Regions from separate parts of the Homo sapiens genome. Here region 2 is linked to region 1. Evidence: read pairs that join two places in POLR2A ChIA-PET (ENCODE). Cell type or tissue: Panc1. All regions are shown on one strand.

Evidence for each region. ChIA-PET counts read pairs that join two places held together with the same protein. Peaks named below come from ENCODE experiments on the same cell type or tissue, not always from the same donor. Only the 100,000 strongest peaks of a DNase experiment are listed, where the experiment ranks them.
Region 2: POLR2A ChIA-PET joins it to region 1 with 6 read pairs; 1 of 35 experiments calls an interaction of 5 or more read pairs at or near these places.

The regions. Positions count from the first base shown.
Region 1 is chr6:10,022,460-10,027,459 of GRCh38, reverse strand. It overlaps the pseudogene OFCC1. Among named protein-coding and RNA genes, the nearest start is that of TFAP2A-AS2, 380 kb to the left of the region's middle. In Panc1, no CTCF peak of the experiment used is centred here; no DNase peak of the experiment used is centred here; H3K27ac peaks cover 813 bases.
Region 2 is chr6:9,511,994-9,516,993 of GRCh38, reverse strand. No RefSeq gene overlaps it. Among named protein-coding and RNA genes, the nearest start is that of HULC, 860 kb to the right of the region's middle. In Panc1, no CTCF peak of the experiment used is centred here; no DNase peak of the experiment used is centred here; H3K4me3 peaks cover 542 bases; H3K27ac peaks cover 2,350 bases.

The DNA.
Region 1 (5,000 bases):
CGTGGGCTGTTTCACAGAAACACATCACTGATCTAGTCTTCTAGATTAGAAGAAGGTGTGTCACCAGTTTCACCAAGAATGGCAATTGTAACTTGCTGCAGCAGAGCTAATTGGAGAAGCTGGTTTCTTTGCTGTATAAACAAATTTTTAAGATGGCAAAGTTGGAAACATAAAGAGACATATTCAGAAAGCATATAGCGAATTTGATAAGAAGTTTTCTGTCAACAACACCACCCACAAACCCCACTTCTAGCTGGAGTGAGAGTAAAATATATTATTATTTTAGTTATGGAAATGTTGTTAGAATATTATGAGGATAAGGCTAAGCAATATTTCATACAAAGTAAAAGGTCTTCAGTTAAGCTACCAAATAATTATTTGTCTGTAGAATATAAGACTTAACTAAAGACCAATTTATTCAACATTTTAAAAACTTCAAGTACTATTTTTTAGCTTTGGATGAGTTGTGTGATATGAGACACTGCCCTTTCAATACTTTGCTACATTTTGTCTCAAAGGACTTCCAAATTTGTAAATAAATGTTAATTCATAGCTTTTAAAATTTATATTTTTCTTCTTACATCTATCAAAGAATTTAACCTAGATATTAAAATATTAGCTTTTTTATTATGATGGACAGTGTTCTAACTGTATTTGATAAAAAATCAAATTTTGCTGGCATATTAAAGCAAAATACTATTTCCCTTATTTCTTTCACTGTATATTTGTGCAAACATTTCTGAAATCGATTCTGTGAAGACTGTCATGGATATGGTTACTAAAATCATTCCATATAGATTTGCAAATGTCAGGGATTATCTCCAGTTTGTGCAACTTTGGAAAGAGACAGAAGGCAATGAATTTAATGATCTTGTGTTCTTTTCTGGTGCTCATTGGTGGAATCATGAAATAATTTTACAAAGACTTACTGTGCTGTTAACTCCAATAAAAAGAATGCTCAATGTATTCAATATCAAAAATCAAAAGCAAAAATACATGTACCCCAGAAATATATATACCTACTATATACCCACAAATATTTTTAAAAAAGCAAAAATGGCAATGTGATTTATATTTTCTCACCAAACTACATTGCATATAAATGAGCCATATCTAAAGCTTCTAAGAAAGGAAAAGCTTATTTGTGATCTCAGTAGGCAAGTCTAAGAATTTACGTTGAAATCAATAATAACGACTTCATGGTCAGTAAAAATGATTTTATACTTTTTTTCTAACATAAATCAATATGCAGAATATTTTAATTGTAATCAACAGCATTGTGTAAATTGGCTAAATAAACTATAAGAAAATTGTAGAACGCTTTGTTGGTATTGACAAATTTAAAATTGCATTTCAGTTTATGCAATACATTTTTGAAGTCAATGTTAATAATACTGAGTTGACACAAGAGTTAGTGAATTTGCTCAACTTGGACAGACATGATTCTGAAACTGATATGCTTCTGATGCAAGACAAATAAGTCTTTCCAAAAGAGAGGAATCAGTTTTGTTAATTTAGTTATAAAAACTGTAGAAAAATGATTTTTTGGTATTTGATTTAGTTACTAAAAACTTGTAAGATTATTGGAAAAACATGGTTATGTGAATTTACGTTTTCAACTTTAAATTTCATGAAATCTAAATACAGTTTATTGAGAGGTGAAGAAAATGGTTAAAGGGTATAAATTTTCAGTTATAAGATGAATGTTCTGAAGATCTAATGTACAGCATGGTGACTAGCTAATAATTTTGTATTGTTCACTTGAAATTTGCTAAGAGGGTATCTCTTAAGCGATCTCACCATATACACATACCACACACACACACACACACACACACACACACATTGGTAGCAAGTGTGGTGATGGATGTGTTAATTAATTTCATTGTGGTAATCGTTTTGCAGTGTATATGTACAAGTCATCACATTCTACACTTTGAATATATATAATTTTTGTCAGTTATATCTCAATGAAGCTGGAACTAAATAAATACAGCTCAATATTTTCAATGAAAACTAATATATGATCTAAGTGTAAAATACATACCTGGTTTTGGAGATTTCATACAAAATAAGAATATTAAACAGCTTGTTAATTTTTTATGTTGATTACCTGCTTAAATGATTTTGAAATATTGAGTTAAATAAAATATATTATTAAAATTATTTTTAACTTAAAATATCCTTTTACAAATGTGGCTACTAGAAAATTTAATATTACATTTATGGCCCACTTTTTGTTTCTATTAATGTCATTCTAAGTAAATCCTAACATTCTTCATTTGTTATCATTTATATTGATGTCTAGGCTTGGTTTAACAAAAATTATTATTCTTTTCGTGATGAGGAAGACTTCTTAGAATCTTTCACGAGTTATTTGAGCTGCAAAAAAAAAAAAAAAAAAAAAGAAGGAGCTGCCTAGCTCCTTCTAAATTGGCCTAATTCATATATTACAGCTGCCAGTTAGATTGCTAATACCTACAATATGTGTTCTTGTTCTCCTTTGTTTTGTTATACTATGTTGGTATTAGAAGAAAAACTATAATTTTTTCCAATATTATGGTCTTATTAGAACACTAGAATGAAGCAGATAACCATCTGTTAATAGTGTTAATAGTGTGTGTTTGCTTTTATATGTGTATATCTATATCTGGTTCAATTCTTGGCTACATTATTTAAATTTTATCTCCCTCTACTTGTTTGAAAGTATGAATTCTAGCATATAACCACAGTTTCCTCTCTATTATGGTAAATAGGTCATTTGTGATCTGAACTAGACCCATCTTGACCATCAGCCATTTCTAGATTACCATGTAATTATCAGCCACCTTACATAGAGTTAGCTGAGAATGGCTGGTACGGCCTGCTTGTAGGATCTATGATCAGTAGCCTGCAGGTGAATTTGTAGCTGGTTTCTACGGATTATCTCACTAGGGTTTGGGAAAGTCTTGGAGATAATAGATCTGTGATTGCTTTTTCTTTGAGTTCAGTCTCAGATTCTCTGCAGTGGAGTTACGCGAGTCTGATTTTGTCTGGGCCATCTTTGATATCCTTGCTGGGGTCAGAATGAACCAAAATGCATACCTAAGGAGCATCTCCTGAATACATTTCTTGTTAATGTTTTATATTATCTGTCAACTGACCAGTGAGACTGCAAAAGGAAAACTAGGAGTTTCTGATATTCGCTTTTTTTTTTTTTTTCATGGAGAGAATTAACAGATTGGCTACACCTCTTGACAAGAGGAAGGTTTTTGGAATGAAAGTGAGGTCCAAGTCCTAGATTGGCAGAGAGAATCTGCTAATCATAGCATCATATCTGCTGATCTGCTGAATAAGATCAGCAGATGAAAGAAATAAAACTTAGCAGGAGGCAACTTGTGTACAACAAACAGGTGCACTATTGTAGGTACACTGAATTGGGTTATTCACTGAGGATCTGAATTATGTTAGCAGTCATATTGCTGTTGATTTAAGAGACACAATTGTCATGAAAGAAGAAATGGTCGTTGTAGTAAACAATCTGAAGCCACAATAGAATTGGCTGTAAATTTTCTGTTGTCAGTGAACAAAGCAAGTATGATTACACTCTCTTATTGTATACATGCCTAAGAAGGTAGATCCTATTCTATGACTCTATTTTCTATTTCAGATTCTTGTGGCTAATTTAAACCTGGTTTGACCTCCATGAAAACATGATATAGGAAGAGGGCAAAACCTGTACCTCAGTAGACCTGTGGGATGTCCCTGGATGATCTCTACCATAAGGAATCACTAATGTCTTGGCCACTGTGGTATTACTGTCATCTCCATGACCATCATGGTTGAAAAACTCATTTTATTAGTGAGTGGTTGTAGCCTCATTCACTCCCACACATTCATTCATTTATTCTTTCAGCCAATACTTCAATAACACTCAGCATATGACATGCCTGATGACAGGCACACTGTCTCTGCCCTTGAAGGACTCAGTGAGGTGGAGGAGACACAGGAAAACCCCAAAATACAGGAACATTATAAGCACTGTGATTGCTGTGTGAGGATGATGATGGTGAGGGCACAGGAGAGGAACTCTTCAGTGACAAGAAGTCAGGCAACACTTTAGCAAGGATTAGGTATTTGAACTGAAACTCAAATGACGTCCAGAAGTTTGCCAAACACACAAGGTAGTTGAGTGCAGCCTAGGCAGCAGGAACAGCATGAGAAGAGGTTAAAGAGTCACAGCTGCAGGAGGTACAACATAGCCAGAGCCTTGAATGGTCAAGGGCGTGGTGGGAAGGAGGCTTGAGAGGCAGGGCTGGGCTGTTGAAGGGCCTTAGAAACCATAGTAGGGAGTGAGGTCTTGGCTATGTAGATGCTGAGCAGGAGTGTAAGTTTTTAAGTAGAGGAGTGACCTGATCATATTTATGTTGTAGGAAAAGTGTTTCTGCAGAAGTGTGGAGAATTAATTTGAGGGGAAGGCAGAGGTGGTGGGCCCACTGTGTAACCAGGGGCCACGAGGCCAGGCCAGGTATCACAATCAGTGAGGGTGGGAGAGTGCTGGTCTAAATGCTTTACAACAGGTTCTCCAAAAGAAAAGGTAAATTGCAGGTTTGTAGCATTTGTTGATTTTTTATGGTGTAAACATTGTCACCATGTTCGATTTCAAGCTACAGACACACTGTCGCTACTGAACACACAGCCGCATGCCATTATATAGTATTTCCACCAGACACAATGGGGCAGGATGATCTCAAGCGCATAGGTAATAGTAAACTGGAGTAAAATAATTAGGAGGTGATGAGTTTTAACCATTTAATGCCTTTTTAATCTAATTTATTTAATTTTAAGTTTGTGTAATTTAATTTTTCTCTTTTTCTTTGAGATACAGTCTCTCCCTGTCACCGAGGCTGGAGTGCAGTGATATGATCTCAGCTCACTGCAACCTCCACCTGCTGAGCTCAAGTGGTCCTCCCACCTCAGCCTCCGAAGTAGCTGGGACTGCAGGTCCGTGCTACCATGCC
Region 2 (5,000 bases), 510 kb after region 1:
TTAGTGTAGAAAAACTTGAGAAGTTACTCACTTAGATATGAATGGTGGAACAAGTGGGAAAAGGGAAAGCAAGAAGCAAATAATTCAGTTCTAATTGTTGCAGAAAGAAAGAGAGCGAGCGAATGGAGCCAAGTATTCATTCTGCCTCAGGTAATAAATGATGAAGAATGAAGAAAGATACCCCTCTGCTGCCGTCAATTCAGGACGCTGGTACAGGCACAGCATGGGCCCATGGAGAACACCTACACATCCAGCCCTACCTGAGCAGCAATTTCCTTCAGAAGTGCAGCTCTAGGTTTTGGTTTTATCTGAGGAATCACCTTCCTCCTCCTGCCAAGGAAGTAAAAAGTCCTCTGGAGTTATTAAATGATAAGTCAGAGCAATTCAAATAAAAGGTGATTAGCACCTCAAAGAACCTCACAAAAGCAATTTCTAGAGGTACTCTTTGCTGCAGAAGTCCTTTACACACCCAAATCCCTTGGCTCAAGGTCCCATCACGGCAGATTAGAGGTTGCTGGGTGGAGTGGAGCAAGTGTTCCTCTCGTTGGGATGGTTGGCTACGTCTCCCAGGAATGCTGACTCACAGGAGAAAGAGCAAGGGGAGGATCCAGCCTGCAACCTCAGCCCCCACAGGGTGTCCAGTTTACACAGCCCAGGGCCTGTCATTCAACAGGAGCCCGGGTTAAAACCAAAGCCTCACATTGGCAGCAAAGCAAGATACCAACCTCTCAAGTAAAATTTGCTGTGCGCTGCATCGGCCTCTATTTAAAGCTGATCAATCCTGGTAGGGCCCCTGTCACTATAAACTGCACTTCTCAGAGCTGTATTTTTAAGTAGGGAACTGCTTACAATAGCCATTTACAACTGTATGCTGTTTAATTAGCCAGCCTGGGCAGCGCTGCAGGCATAGATCACTTTGCTTTAAAGATTTCAGAATGTTAATAGTACAGTATATCATTTTAATTATTACTGGATTAATGTTGTGTCTCGAAGAACACCTAATGCAAATCATGAGGAATGGCCTGAAGTGACCCAAGGGTTGCGAGGTTTTGGAAAAGTAATAGTTCTGATGCTTAAATATAAGGACATTTTCTTTGTTCAAATGTCAGTCAGCATTCAGCAGCAGGGCTTTGTGGGGGCAAAGCTTTGTTTCGTTTATTAGTAGCAGTATTCTGCAGTTCAGGCTAAGAAAGGCCAAAGAGTTGGGTGAGAACTGCGAGTCTAGTGTGGTAGCCACCAGCCAGGCATGTGTGCTAAGAAGCGCTTGAATGTGAGTATTCTTCAGTGAGAAGTGCTGTCAGTGAAAAACACACACAGGATTGCAAAGACTTAGTACAAAACGAGGTGTAAAGTATCTTACTAATTTTTTTTATATTGGTTTCCTCTTTCAATGATAAAATTTAAGATATAAATGGTTAAATAAAAGCCATGATTAAAAAGTAGCCGGGTGTGGTGGTGCTCACCTGTAGTCCCAGCTACTAGGAGGTGTGAGGCTGAGGGGGGAAGATCACTTGAGACTGGGAGGTCAAGGCTGCAGTAAGCCATGAATGTGCCACTGCACTCCAGCCTGGGTGACAGAATGAGACCCTGGCTCAAAAAAATGAAAAAAAAAGTTAAAGATATGAAACATTAATTTCACCTTAATTTTTTAAAACTATTTTTAGTTTAGCTATTAGAAAATGTGTAATTACACGGATAGCTCAAACTAGTGACTCACATTTCATTTCATATGGCCAATGCTGGCCTACATTTCCAGGAAAAAAGAGAAAACTCAGGCCAACAATAAAAGTGCATTTAAAATTTCTTCTTTATTACCACTAGCTATATGGCAAGACGCTGTTAGTTTCATTTATACACACATACATGCACACACATATGTACATATGTGTATACATATGTGTAGGAGATACATATGTATATGTGAGATACATGTATGTATATATACATGTTTATACACACATACATGTGTATATATAATATGTATCTCATATATACATATATATCTATCTCTCCTATATCATATAGATGAGAAAGAGATATGTATCTTTTTTTAAAAACTTTTTTTAGTTTAGCTATTAGAAACTTTTTTTTGGCCAGGCGCAGTGGCTCATGCATGTAATCCCAGTACATGCGAGGCTCAGGCGGGCAGATCACTTAAGGTCAGGGTTCAAGACCAGCCTGGCCAACATGGTGAAACCCTGCCACTACTAAAAAATTACAAAAATTATCTGGGCATGGTGGCGTGTGCCTGTAATCCCAGCTACTTGGGAGACTGAGACAGGAGAATTGTTTAAACCCAGGAAGCAGAGGTTGCAGTGAGCTGAGATTGCACCACTGCACTCCAGCCTGGGCAACTGAGTGGTACTCCGTCTCAAAAAAAAAAAAGAAAGAAAGAGAGAAAGAAAGAGAGGAAGGAAGGAAGGAAGGCAAACTGCTAAATTCCATGGATATGGAGAACCAGTTAAAAGAAAACAACAAAAAAATATAAATTAGCAGGGTCTGCAAAGTTTGTGGAAAGTTAGAGAAGCACTAACTAAGCTTGTCAGGAAGCTATGGAGCTAACAAATTCCAAGGATGAACTAAAATCTCCTCCCAGAGCCTCACCTTTGCCACCATCATGCTGTTACTTGTTGGAAAAAGCTTCATTGTATCAACAGTGCTTCACAGCAAGTGTTATAAATGCTCTACAGCAAACCATGATTAAACCCATGAAGTATGTGCCCATGTAAGAAACACAGGAGAACATAGTTTTGACTCTACAACACTGAATGTCTAATTTTAAACAGATTTGAACACGCTCTTATGCCCTTCTCACCCCCTATTCCTGCACATTTGTTTGTCAAATGCCCACTTTCTTCGGTAATATAAGAGCCAAAAATTTAACAGGGGAAATGGTGTCAGGTTCACTCTAAAGGAGCTGAAATAAGTTATAAAGATGTCTCATTTGAACAAACTATTTTAAAGACATTTTTATGTCTTTGGCATTTCAAAATTCTCTATTAATATTTCCAAGAAATACTCATGCAGTCATCTGCTTTTGAAAGCTAGATTTCTTTTTATTTATTTATTTATTTATTTATTTAAATTATACTTTAAGTTTTAGGGTACATGTGCACAATGTGCAGGTTTGTTACGTATGTATACATATGCCATGTTGGTGTGCTGCACCCATTAACTCATCATTTACATTAGGTATATCTCTTAATGCTATCCCTCCCCCCTCCCCCCACCCCACAACAGGCCCTGGTGTGTGATGTTCCCCTTCCTGTGTCCAAGTGTTCTTATTGTTCAGTTCCCAACTATGAGTGAGAACATGCGGTGTTTGGTTTTTTGTCCTTGTGATAGTTTGCTGAGAATGATGGTTTCCAGCTTCATCCATGTCCCTACAATGGACATGAACTCATCCTTTTTTTATGGCTGCATAGTATTCCATGATGTATATGTGCCACATTTCCTTAATCCAGTCTATCATTGTTGGACATTTGGGTTGGTTCCAAGTGTTTGCTATTGTGAATAGTGCCACAATAAACATACGTGTGCATGGGTCTTTATAGCAGCATGATTTATAATCGTTTGGGTATATACCCACTAATGGGTTGGCTGGGTCAAATGGTATTTCTAGTTCTAGATCCCTGAGGAATCGCCACACTGACTTCCACAATGGTTGAACTAGTTTACAGTCCCACCAACAGTGTAAAAGTGTTCCTATTTCTCCACATCCTCTCCAGCACCTGTTGTTTCCTGACTTTTTGATGATCGCCATTCTAACTGGTGTGAGATGGTATCTCATTGTGGTTTTGATTTGCATTTCTCTGATGGCCAGTGATGATGAGCATTTTTTCATGTGTCTTTTGGCTGCATAAATGTCTTCTTTTGAGAAGTGTCTGTTCATCTCCTTCGCCCACTTGTTGATGGGGTTGTTCGTGTTTTTCTTGTAAATTTGTTTGAGTTCTTTGTAGATTCTGGATATTAGCCCTTTGTCAGGTGAGTAGATTGCAAAAATTTTCTCCCATTCTGTAGGTTGCCTGTTCACTCTGATGGTAGTCTCTTTTGTGGTGAAGAAGCTCCCTAGTTTAATTAGATCCCGTTTGTCAATTTTGGCTTTTGTTGCCATTGCTTTTGGTGTTTTAGACATGAAGTCCTTGCCCATGCCTATGTCATGAATGGTATTACCTAGGTTTTCTTCTAGGGTTTTTATGGTTTTAGATCTAGCATTTAAGTCTTTAATCCATCTTGAATTAATTTTTGTATAAGGTGTAAGGAAGGGATCCAGTTTTGCCAAGTCAATCCTAAGCCAAAAGAACAAAGCTGGAGGCATCATGCTACCTGACTTCAAACTATACTACAAGCCTACAGTAACCAAAACAGCATGGTACTGGTACCAAAACAGAGATATAGACCAATGGAACAGAACAGAGCCCTCAGAAATAATGCCACATATCTACAACTATCTGATCTTTGACAAACCTGACAAAAACAAGAAATGGGGAAAGGATTTCCTATTTAATAAATGGTGCTAGGAAAACTGAAAACTAGATTTCTAAAGTCAGTCAATACCTATCTATTCTCTATATGTGACACTAGGTGAAGAAGCAGAAAACATACCCATTGTCACTGCATTAGAAATGTGCAGAGCATGTTCATTGTGCTTCTGCACTAAAACAAAAAGGAATACTTGAATGTATATGGTAACTTCAATATGACAGGAAAACAGGACATGCGCGTTTTAAATGGAATGCTCCTAAACTGTTGTCCAAAGCCTTTCTATGTTATCAAAGAAACTTCAGTGAAGCAGAGGACTTTCTATTCTTTAGCCTCAAACAGATCTTTCTTTATCGTGGTCCTGATCAATAAAAATACTGAAAAGGATCCCCTAAAAAATATTGATTGCATTGCCCAGTCTGTACTTAGAGAGGGAAACATCTTCAGCATAAAAAAATCATTTAAGTGAGAGTCTGCACGTGGTGCTTGGACGATTTTCCACATGGAGTTTACTCAGT